Regions from separate parts of the Homo sapiens genome. Here region 1 is linked to region 2. Evidence: chromatin loops called from intact Hi-C (ENCODE). Cell type or tissue: Caco-2. All regions are shown on one strand. Links, peaks and the distances in the headings refer to the core of each region. The heading gives the core; the rest is flanking DNA. Region 1 overlaps CADPS2 (calcium dependent secretion activator 2). Region 2 overlaps CADPS2 (calcium dependent secretion activator 2).

Region 1 (5,388 bases), core at 172-5,171, 50 kb before region 2:
TATCACACCATGAAACACATTGAATGAAGGTGGAAGAGATGGCTTAGGCTGAAAATATGGCGTGGAAAGCTGGTATCTTCTTTGACTTTGTGGCTACGTGTAGAAGCTTTTCTCTAGAAATTCTTATTTGCCATTCCGTTGCTCCCTTTTCCATGATGAACAACAAGATTTTTCTTCCACTTTAGGGTCTCAGTCTTTGTTGCACAGTGTCAAACAGATTGGAAGCCCAGGTAGGGTGCAGTGATCTTTGTGTTTATACAAGAGGCTTGGTAAATCTTCACTTTCAGTCTCATAAGTACAAGGTTAAGGAGTATTTGCTGTTGGCTTAGGGAAATTTAAACTAAGCATTTAGTTGGAAAATACCTAGGAAGAAAGACTCAAAGATCTGCTATTAGCTGATATTAGAAGAAAAAAGCTTTAGAACGACTTCATAATATTGATAAGATTATGGTAATACCATGTGTATGTATTATTTTCCAAACAAGCAAACAAAAAAAAAAGCTTTATGCTTTTCAAATCCCATTTGTATTCATTTGGGTCTAGACTCATCTCAGTTCTTAAAACAGGATGTAAGAAGGCATAGACAGTTCAAGGCTTTATATTTGGTCTAAGGGTTTTATTTTTATTTTTATTTATTTTTTTTTAGATGTTGTTTTTTTTCTTTCTTTTATTATTATTATTATTTTTTTACAATTTCCATTTTATTTTTCTCCAGAGAATAACCTGTCTTCAGTCTTTAAGAACTCAGCTCCTTACATGGGCTTTGGTGGGGGACGTGGGGCAGCACCCGCAGGTCTAAATCTGGGTGGGGGTGTTCGGTCCTTGCGGGCTTCACGAGATCGATTCCTGACTACTTTGCTGTGAATTGCACAACTCACACAGTAATGTAGCTTCACATACAGCTTGGGAAGCACATAGGCATCGAAGACGCTTGCTTCAGAAATGTCCCTGACTGCTACGGCCTCCACTATGTTTCGAATGACGAATTTCTTAATGGCCTTGTCCTTGGGCACGCATCGGGCACAGTTAGTACAGCGAACAGGTTGCACGTGGCCGCGGCCCTTTTTGGCACGACCATTGTTCCTTCTTTTCTTTGTCATCTTGGAGGCACGGACCGGAGAGCTCTTTCTTTTATTATTATACTTTAAGTTTTAGGGTACATGTGCACATTGTGCAGGTTCATTACATATGTATACATGTGCCATGCTGGTGCACTGCACCCACTAACTTGTCATCTAGCATTAGGTATATCTCCCAATGCTATCCCTCCCCCTCCCCCCACCCTACAACAGTCCCCAGAGTGTGATGTTCCCCTTCCTGTGTCCATGTGGTCTCATTGTTCAATTCCCACCTATGAGTGAGAATATGCGGTGTTTGGTTTTTTGTTCTTGCGATAGTTTACTGAGAATGATGATTTCCAATTTCATCCATGTCCCTACAAAGGACATGAACTCATCATTTTGTATGGCTGCATAGTATTCCATGGTGTATATGTGCCACATTTTCTTAATCCAGTCTATCATTGTTGGACATTTGGGTTGGTTCCAAGTCTTTGCTATTGTGAATAATGCCGCAATAAACATACGTGTGCCTGTGTCTTTATAGAAGCATGATTTATAGTCCTTTGGGTATATACCCAGTAATGGGATGGCTGGGTCAAATGGTATTTCTAGTTTTTTAGATGTTTTATTGTTTTTCTTTTTGAGACAGTCTCACTCTGTTGCCCAGGCTGGAGTGCAGTGGCATTATCCCGACCCACTGCAACCTCCACCTCTCAGACTCAAGTGATTCTCATGCCTCAGCTTCCTGAGTAGCTGGGATTACAGGCGTGCACCACCACACCTGGCTAATTTTTGTATTTTTAATAGAGACAGGCTTTTGCCATGTTGGCCAGGCTGGTCTCGAACTCCTGACCTCAGGTGATCCACCCACCTTGGTCTCCCAAAGTGCTGGGATTACAGGTATGAGCCACCATGCCTGGCCTGGTCTAAGGGCTTTAGATTTGATATGAGGGGTTTAGATTAATCATAAGGGATTTAGAAAAGTTGGAAGGATCTTTTGAAAGCAAGTGTCTCCTAGTTTATAGATAAGGGTCTAGAGGTATTTCTTAACAAAATTTATTTTTTAGATAAAACAGATTATTTGCTATTAGTTTTAAGCTGTGATTCTTCACATTTGATAGGTAAAGAAATGGGATTGTTTAAACGAGTGTTTTTCAAATCTTTGGAATTCATGGATTAGTAAATAAAAACAGAGGTCAGATATTGTACTTTTTTTGTGTGCCAAGAAAGGTAATTAACCATTGCAACAACAATAAAACTGCCTTTGCAAAGATTATGACAGAGAAATCTAACATAGCTGACTCTATCTTGCTTCTAGCCTCATAGGCTGGCTGTCTTTGTTCATTCCTGTACATAGGTCAAGCTAATCATGGCAAAGATTTAGTTTATAGTTTAACTTGGAAGCAAAGATGATAATAGTCCCTCTCTAAAACTAAACCCCTTCTTTCTCAGGGACTAAAAACCATCTTTGTAAAACTAATGAAAGGCCACAAGATTAGGATTGTGAGAGGGGCCTGAGTTCTGCTATTGGGGGAAATTCAGCCCCCGATATTTCAATGTGGGTCCTTTGCTATGTTCCCTCAGTGTTGGCCGGTCTGAGAAATAAAGGGAAAGAGTACAAAAGAGAGAAATTTTAAAGCTGGATGTCCAGGGGAGACATAATATGTCGGCAGGTTCCGTGATGCCCCCTGAGCCGTAAAACCAGCAAGTTTTTACCAGCAATTTTCAAAGGGGAGGGAGTATACGAATAGGGTGTGGGTCACAGAGATCACATGCTTTAAGGGCAACAAAAGATCACAAGGCAGAAGGTCAGGGTGAGATCACAAGGTTAGGGCGAGATCACAAGGTCAGGGTGAAACTAGAATCACTAATGAACGTCCACGTCCTGCTGTGCACACATTGTCATTGATAAACATCTTAACAGGATTCAAGAGCAGAGAACCGGTCTGACTAGAATTCGCCAGGCTGGAATTTCCTAATCCTAGCAAGCCTGGGGGTGCTGCAGGAGAGTAGGGCATGTTTCATTCCTATCTACATGTGCATGAGGCAGACACTCCCAGGGTGGCCATTTTAGAGCCCCCCCCCCCCAGGAATGCATTCTTTTCCCAGGGCTGTTAATTATTAATATTCCTTACTGGGGAAAGAATTCAGTGATATTTATCTTACCTGTTTTCGGTAATAAGAGAAATATGGCTCTGTCCTGCCCGGCCCACAGGCAGCCAGACTTTAAGGTTATCTCCCTTGTTCCCTGAAAATCACTGTTACCCTGTTCTTAAGGTGCCCAGATTTCATATTGTTCAAACGCACATGCTTTACGAACAATTTGTGCAGTTAACGCAGTCATTACAGGGTCCTGGGCAACATACATCCTCAACTTACGAAGATGACGGGATTAAGAGATAAAAGACAGGCATAGGAAATTATAAGAGTATTGATTGGGGAAGTGTTAAATGTCCATGAAATCTTCACAATTTATGTTCTGCCATGGTTTCAGCTGGTCCCTCCATTCGAGGTCCCTGACTTCCTGCAACATTCTGCTAAAATGTAGGCATAATTTCTGTAACCCCTTACTGTTCAGTAGTCCTATGGCCAGAGGTCACAAGATTTGTGACTTCCCTGAATTGCTCCTATAGATAACATCACTATGTAGAACCTAAGATCGGCCTTTTGAGGTATCTTTCACATTTTTGCATTTTTGACCACCAACTAAATCCACCCAGACCCACAGTAGTGGTGCAACCCATCCTATGGCCCCTACTCAGAGGCTAAGTGCAGGAGGACCATTTCCCACACACCTGTGATTTCACCTCTAAGCAGTCAACATTCCCCATTTCCTAAACCCTTGCCCACCAAATTATCCTTACAAAAAACGTAAACTCCAAGCCTTTGAGAGATTAATTTGAGTAATAACTCCCATCTTCTGTGTGGCCAGCCTTGCATTAATAAAATTCCTTCTCTATTGTTATAGCACAGTCTCAGTGAGTTGGTTTTGTCTGTGCAGCTGTGTGGGAAGAATCCATTGGATGAATACAGCAACAAAACCACACATTTACAGTTAATAACATTGTATTACAAAAAGTGACTTCTTGTACCTACAGTTTCAACTATTAGAATATTAAAATCAGCTTTATTAAAATGGACTTTGAAGTCCTTGTATTTTCTTTTTTCACTTTGAATTCATGAAAACTTCATCCCACACTGGTCAGCACAGCAGCCTTTAGATTCAATAACTTTCCAAAGTCCATTACCACAAGGACCTAATGATTTCCTTTAAAATTTGAGTGTCTAATGATACTAGACACTACAGAGATTTCAAAGATGCAGTTTGCAGTCTTAACAAGAGAGACATACAATGATGTGGTATAAGACAGGACAGCAGTGTTTTATACCTACACAGAGCATGGGAAAGTATTAAGATGGCTTAGAATAGAGAAATACCATCAAGCTGCGGAATGCTTGACAAACAGGTGAACAGGAGCATTCTCCTGCCTAATCCTTACCAATCCATTTACTCATTGGCCCTTCCAGCTCAGCCGAATGAGCCACAAATTGATAAATTGCTGAACTTGATTGCATGGTGGTGAAAAAGGGAGCTCTAGAGTGAGACTGGGCTTAAATCTTGACTCTTCCACACTCTGGCTGTGTGATCTTGGCCATGTCTCTTTACTTCTGTATGCTTTTTGGGTTTTTATTGTTGTTGTTGTTGTTGTTTACCTTTAAGATAAATACTAGCACCTTCTTTATGCAGTTGTGAGGGTTAATATACATGAAGTCCCTAAAATAAATTTTAGCTATTTGCAAAATACAGTTTTTATCATGTGACTCTCTGCCTTAAATATTGATGGCATTCCATGCTCCTGGGATAAAGACCAGAGCACTTTCCAGGCCTGACAAAGCCCACCCGTCCTCCTCAGGCACCTCCCATTCCACTGTACTCTCAGGCCCTTCACTGCAGCCCAGGGAGCTGCCTTAAGGCCCCCTTAGATAGGCTGTGTTCCCTCTACCCACTGTCTCCTGGCCCCTTGGTTCCTTTTGATTTGCAAATTCTTTGTCTTCAGATCTCTGCTCACCTCCTCAGGGAAGCCACCATGACCTCCTCAGCTAGATTCAAACTTTGTTACAAACTTATAGCACCAGAAATTCTCACTAGTATTTATCAAGCCACAGGCATATTGGTTTGTATAACCATTTGTTTGCCCCACTGTAAGCTCTAGGAAGGAAGCAAACCCTTGCTTATGACACCTGATCATATTGCCTGGCATTTTGGTTTGTCTTGGTAAACATTTATTGAACAAATGGTTAAGCTATGGGGGTGGGAATGTACGCA
Region 2 (5,388 bases), core at 337-5,336:
ATTAATCTAAAGAGATTCTGCACAGCGAAAGAAATTACCAACAGAGTCAACCAACAGCCTACAGAATGGGAGAAAATATTTGCAAACTATGCATCTGACAAAGATCTAATATACAGATATCTACAAGGAACTTAAATCAAGCAAAATCAATCCAACTCAAAAATGGGCAAAGGACATGATCAGACACTTCTCAAAAGATGTACAAGTGGCCAAAAAACATGAGCAAATGCTCAACATCACTAATCATCAGAGAAATGCAAATCAAAGCCACAATGAGATAGATACCATCTCACAGCAGTCAGAATGGCTATTATCAAAAAGTCAAAAAAACAACAGATGTTGGTGAGGCTGCAGAGAAAAGCAAATGTTTGTATTCTGTGGGTGGTAATCCAAATTACTTTAGCCACTATAGAAAGTAGTTTAAAGATTTCTCAAAGAAGTTAAAACAGAACTACTGTTACACCTAGAAATCCTACTACTGGGTATGTACCCAAAGAAAAATAATTCATTTGATCAAAAGGACACTTGCACCCATATGGTCATTGACACACTAATGACAATAGCAAAGACCTGGTATTAACATAGGTGCCCATTAATGGTGGGTTGGATAAAGAAAATATTTTATATATACATACACACATATATACCATGGATTATTACACAACCCTAAAAAAGAATGAAATCATATTCTTTGCAGCAATGTCGATGCAGCTGGAAGCCATTATCCTAAGCAAATTAGCACCTTAACATAAAACCAAATATCACACATTCTCACTTATAAATGAAAGCTAAACATTGAATATACATAGATATAAAGATGGGAATAGTACACTGGGGAATGATTGACCAAGGGAAATGTGGGCTGAAAAACTACCTATTGGATACTATGCTCACCACCTGGGTGATGGGACCATCCATATCCCCAACCTCAACCTCAACAACATGTAATATACCCATGAAACCATCCTACACTGTACCCCCTCCAAATCTGAAATTAAAAAAAAAAGAAAAGACAATGTAGTGTCCCAGTGCTCTACATTGTTTTTGGTTTTGTTTTGTTTTGTTGCTTACTTTTTTTTCAGACAAATGTGATCAAGTCATTAATTATTTTTTAAAAAAACAGACCAGGTGCGGTGGCTTATGCCTGTAATTCCAGCACTTAGGAAGGCAGAGGCGGGAAGATCACTTGAGCCCAGGAGTTCAAGACAAGCCTGGGCAACATAGCGAGAACTCCATCTCCACAAAAAGAAAAAATATGTAGTTGTAAATTGTCTCTTACAAACAAAACTACCAAAATTTAGAAATAACTCAAACAATTTCACTTACACTTAAGTAAGAGCTGTTAATCTGGAGATATAGATACAAAAATATGTTAGTGTTTCTAGTGAAGTTTGAAAAACTGTGGCCTTTTAAGATATTAAATGCTATTTTTTGTTGAAGCTGTGAGAAAAATATAATTTCTTTATATGCAAGTAACTTTTTATGTCTTTTGAAGAAATATGTATCAGCATTTAAGCAAAGATCATAATATATTTCATATTACATTTAGTGCATTTGAAGTATTGTTACAGTTTCAGTGTTCTTATGGTTTAGTTTTTAGGAGCTTGGAATGAGAGATTTCAGTTAACCTGGAACCCGTACTTACTGCATATTATTTTTCTTCATAATTACGTTAGTTTTTAATTTTAATCATTTTGATTTTAGACACAGTGAAGAGAAACTTGTTTCTGTTTGATTTTGAATCATATTAATCAATTAAAATTGTTTGTTAGTTTTATGAGATGACATAGAAACTCCTATATAACAAGGATTTACTTTAAGAAAATCTTGCCTGTTTTTTTAACTTATTTTAAAATGAATTTGGTTTTTTAAAAATCAACTTGGAAACATATTTTAGACAGGTAATCTCAGGCCTTTTGTATAGTTTTTCTCCCAAGAGAAAATTAACATGAATATCCTCAATTTAACATTTTGTGTATATCTTTAAAGAAAACAAAATAAGACTTCCGTCTTTCTGACCTATTGTTTGTACTAGAGACAGAGTGATCTTTCCTTTCCAAAGCTTACATCTGATCATATCACTCCTACACTTTAAACCTCTCAAGGAAGTCCCATTGTTGTAGGAACTAACTCCAAATTCCCTAATGTGGCTTGTGAAGAGTAACTTATGAAGTTGCCCTGCTTCTCTCTCCAGTCCTGTCCCTCACCCTGCCTCTTCTGGTATCCCATTCCAAAAGAACCACTGTGTGTGTCTAGTTTTACCTCCTCACCTCCAGACTTTTGGTGTTCTTTTATAGGAACATCTTCCTCTTTTTTTTTTTTTGACTCTTCATATAAATTGCCTTACCACCACTATCCTGTTAATCTGGTTTGCTTCTACTCATCTTTTTGAGGACTCTCTTTGAGGATGTTTTTAAAAATGTAACCTGGTCAATTTGTAGTTCTTTGGGAAAGTGACAAGTAAACTGTTTTCTCATTGGTGTTTAATGTTATACTCAATCGAATCTTTAGATGGTCCTTTACTAAAGTGTATTGTGCAGTCCAGGCTTCTTCGTGATGAGAGTGCAAAAGGAGAAAAAACTAAAGTCAAGAGAAAATTAACACTTAACATCCTCACTTTAACATTTTTATAAAGGGACTAATATTGAGTGAATGGGTGAAAAGGTATCATGAGTAAAGTTAAAATAAGTTATAGAAAAAGTTAAGGATTAGTTCATGAAGTGAAAATAATTTTCCATGTAAATGGGAGATTTCTAAAAAAAATGATGAGAGCACACTTTTCTTGTTTTCAGTCAAATTTAGAACAGGAGAATGGATTTCTAATATGGTGCCAATCCTTAAAAGAATGGAAGGATTTCTTGGCAGTATTAGTCTACTGGTATTAGAATGAGGAGTATATGAAGACTTAAGTGGTAGAAAGTTGTATCAGTCAATCAAAGAGTACTTTTATAGTTTAGCACTAATACAAACTTATTATTAAAGCAAAGGGAGTTTTTTTAAAGTACAAAGAAAGAAGTGAAACATTAGCATCTCACCCTCCAGAAATACATGGTGAGAACTTGAAAGAACAAAACAAGAGCTTCATCTTTCTGGAACTATTTAGGACTGACTTAATGATCAAGAAATCTAATTTCTTGATTTGGTGGTTTTGTGAGTAAAACCACAATGAGAAAGTACCCAAGAAATTTATCTGGTCTGCCAATCTAATTGAACAACCTCCTGTATTCTCTTTGTAATAGATATCTGATACAATCTATTAAACATTTTTCAGTCATTTAATCTTTGCCTTAGTCTGTGGGACTGCCTCAGTCTGTGGGTCACTGTATATAGATTAAGTAATTACATATGTGTAACTTCTGTTTTATTTTTAAGCTGGATAACGCAGATGAACAAGCAGCCCAGATCAGAAGGGAACTTGATGGCCGGCTGCAATTGGCAGATAAAATGGCAAAGGTAAATTATTAACTTGGACATACTGTATGACATTCCTTTCTTTACCTAGATTTCTGTGAGCTGAAAAAGTGTTTTGTATAGGTTAAAAAAAAAAGAGCCAGCATAATTTTAACATTTTCTCCTCTACACATAGACCTCTTAATCCCAAATATCTGAAAGCATGTTATCTAAATGAAGCATATTATTCATTTTACGTACTCATCCTTAATATGTGAACTGTTTAATTTTAATGATAACTTTTATAGACTTCTCTTAAAGCAATGCATGAGTTTCTCAAACTGCCAGATCTAGAAGAGTTTTAATGTTTTACTAAGCAAAATATAACCAGGGAGAAAAAACTCCTCCCCGCAAAATCATATAATACATTCCTAAGTATACAGTAAAGTTATTGGCACATAGTGGTTCTGACTAACATTTAATTGAATGACTAAATGCATGAAAAAATATTATTTTAAGTATCTAGTATGCAATCTGGCAGATGAAGTGTGCTTGATACAAGAAATTCATCATATTGTACTTATTTTATTTGTGTGATCACTGTGTATCGTGAATAGAGATAAATTTCAGACAAAAGGCATGAGTTTTTTCTAGTACTTAAGGTTTTTAGAGAGAATGGAACCCAATTGTCTAAATCATTCTTTAGTGAATTTATTAACTTACTTCAATGATATGAAAATTTTAGTTCTTTTCAATGGACTTGCAGTTATAGTGCTGTTGATTGCTCTGAACATAAGATTCTCTCCCTTTCCTTTCTGCTTAGCAAAAACTTCCAATATTTGATGGATAGTCTCCCTCTCTATTTCTCTCTCTCGTAACATGTATACAATAAACTGCACACATCTTCATTTTACAGTTTAATGAATGTTTACGCATACATCCTGTGTAGCCACCTCCCAGATCAAGATAATGAACTCTTCCAGCATTCAAGAAGTTATATCCCATACTAATTTTAACAATTATTTTTTTACTTCTGCAAAGAAAATGTGTATTTGTAAATATTAATACATAATGTTTTTAAAATGCTAACACTGTTTAAGTGTTTATTAAAAAGTAGAGGGAAAGTTGAGAAATTAGAAATAAATAATAAAATAGAGAAAAATGTAGATAATTGGGTAACAAGAATGACAGTAAGTTGTAAGAACCAAGCAGGAATTAGATCATGAGGAAGAATCTCTAGATGAATGAAGATACAGTGTGCTATAAATTAGGGGCCAAAGAGTTACATTTGCACAGAGGGCAGTGATTGAAAGGATAGCATGCCTTATTTTTGTCCTCTGGGTTTCTAGAAAGGTGGTATTTCATTCTAGAGATTTGAATGTGGATTTTGTAGAGTAGAAAGCAAGCAACTTGAGGCTATTGAAACCTTTAGAAAGAAAAATATTTTAATGCCAAGTCCTATCCTGTATTGAGCCTGGCTGGAAAAGAAATTGCTTTTCTGAGACCTAAAGCTAATAAAGAACCTGGAGAGATGTGCCTGACAGCAGCAGGAGGGACAGTGGATCTGTGTTCAGCATTTGAAAATTACCTACTTGTATATAGATTGTACCTGAGACTGGGCACATTGTCATATGTAATGCTTTAGAATAAAGTTTAAGTGATTTTCTAGAGAGTTATGGGACTGGAAGAAGAGACTCAGACGTATTCTCAGGTTCATGACTGAGAAGAAGGTGTGTTCATAAACTCCTGGGCTGAGTCAGAAGAAAGGGTTAGTGATGAACACACAAAGGCTTCTCCTTGAGAGAACCCTAATGGTTTCATCAGAGATGTTGATAGAGTGGAAAAAACATGGAGAAAGAAGTAAAGCTGATGGGGTTGGAAAGCAAAATATACCTCTAAAAATAGGATACCTTTTGATGAAAATATTGACATAGATTGAGCAGGTTTAATTGCTTTCCACTTCAAGTTCACCAAAGTGAAGCCGTCTTAATGAAATAT

What was found. Hi-C counts contacts between places; a loop is a spot of excess contacts. Peaks named below come from ENCODE experiments on the same cell type or tissue, not always from the same donor. Only the 100,000 strongest peaks of a DNase experiment are listed, where the experiment ranks them.
Region 1: a loop joins it to region 2, with 7 times the contacts of the local background. A loop is called at or near these places in 3 of 110 quality-filtered maps.

What each region holds. Positions count from the first base shown.
Region 1 is chr7:122,677,027-122,682,414 of GRCh38, reverse strand. All of the region lies in intron 2 of CADPS2 (calcium dependent secretion activator 2), which reads left to right. It also overlaps the pseudogene RPS26P31. Among named protein-coding and RNA genes, the nearest start is that of RNF133, 19 kb to the left of the region's middle. RefSeq lists an enhancer at 2,678-3,234. In Caco-2, for the core only: no CTCF peak of the experiment used is centred there; a DNase peak (open chromatin) is centred at 3,054.
Region 2 is chr7:122,627,313-122,632,700 of GRCh38, reverse strand. CADPS2 (calcium dependent secretion activator 2) reads left to right here. Exons shown (of 30, transcript NM_017954.11): 4 at 3,373-3,453. Among named protein-coding and RNA genes, the nearest start is that of RNF133, 69 kb to the left of the region's middle. In Caco-2, for the core only: no CTCF peak of the experiment used is centred there; no DNase peak of the experiment used is centred there.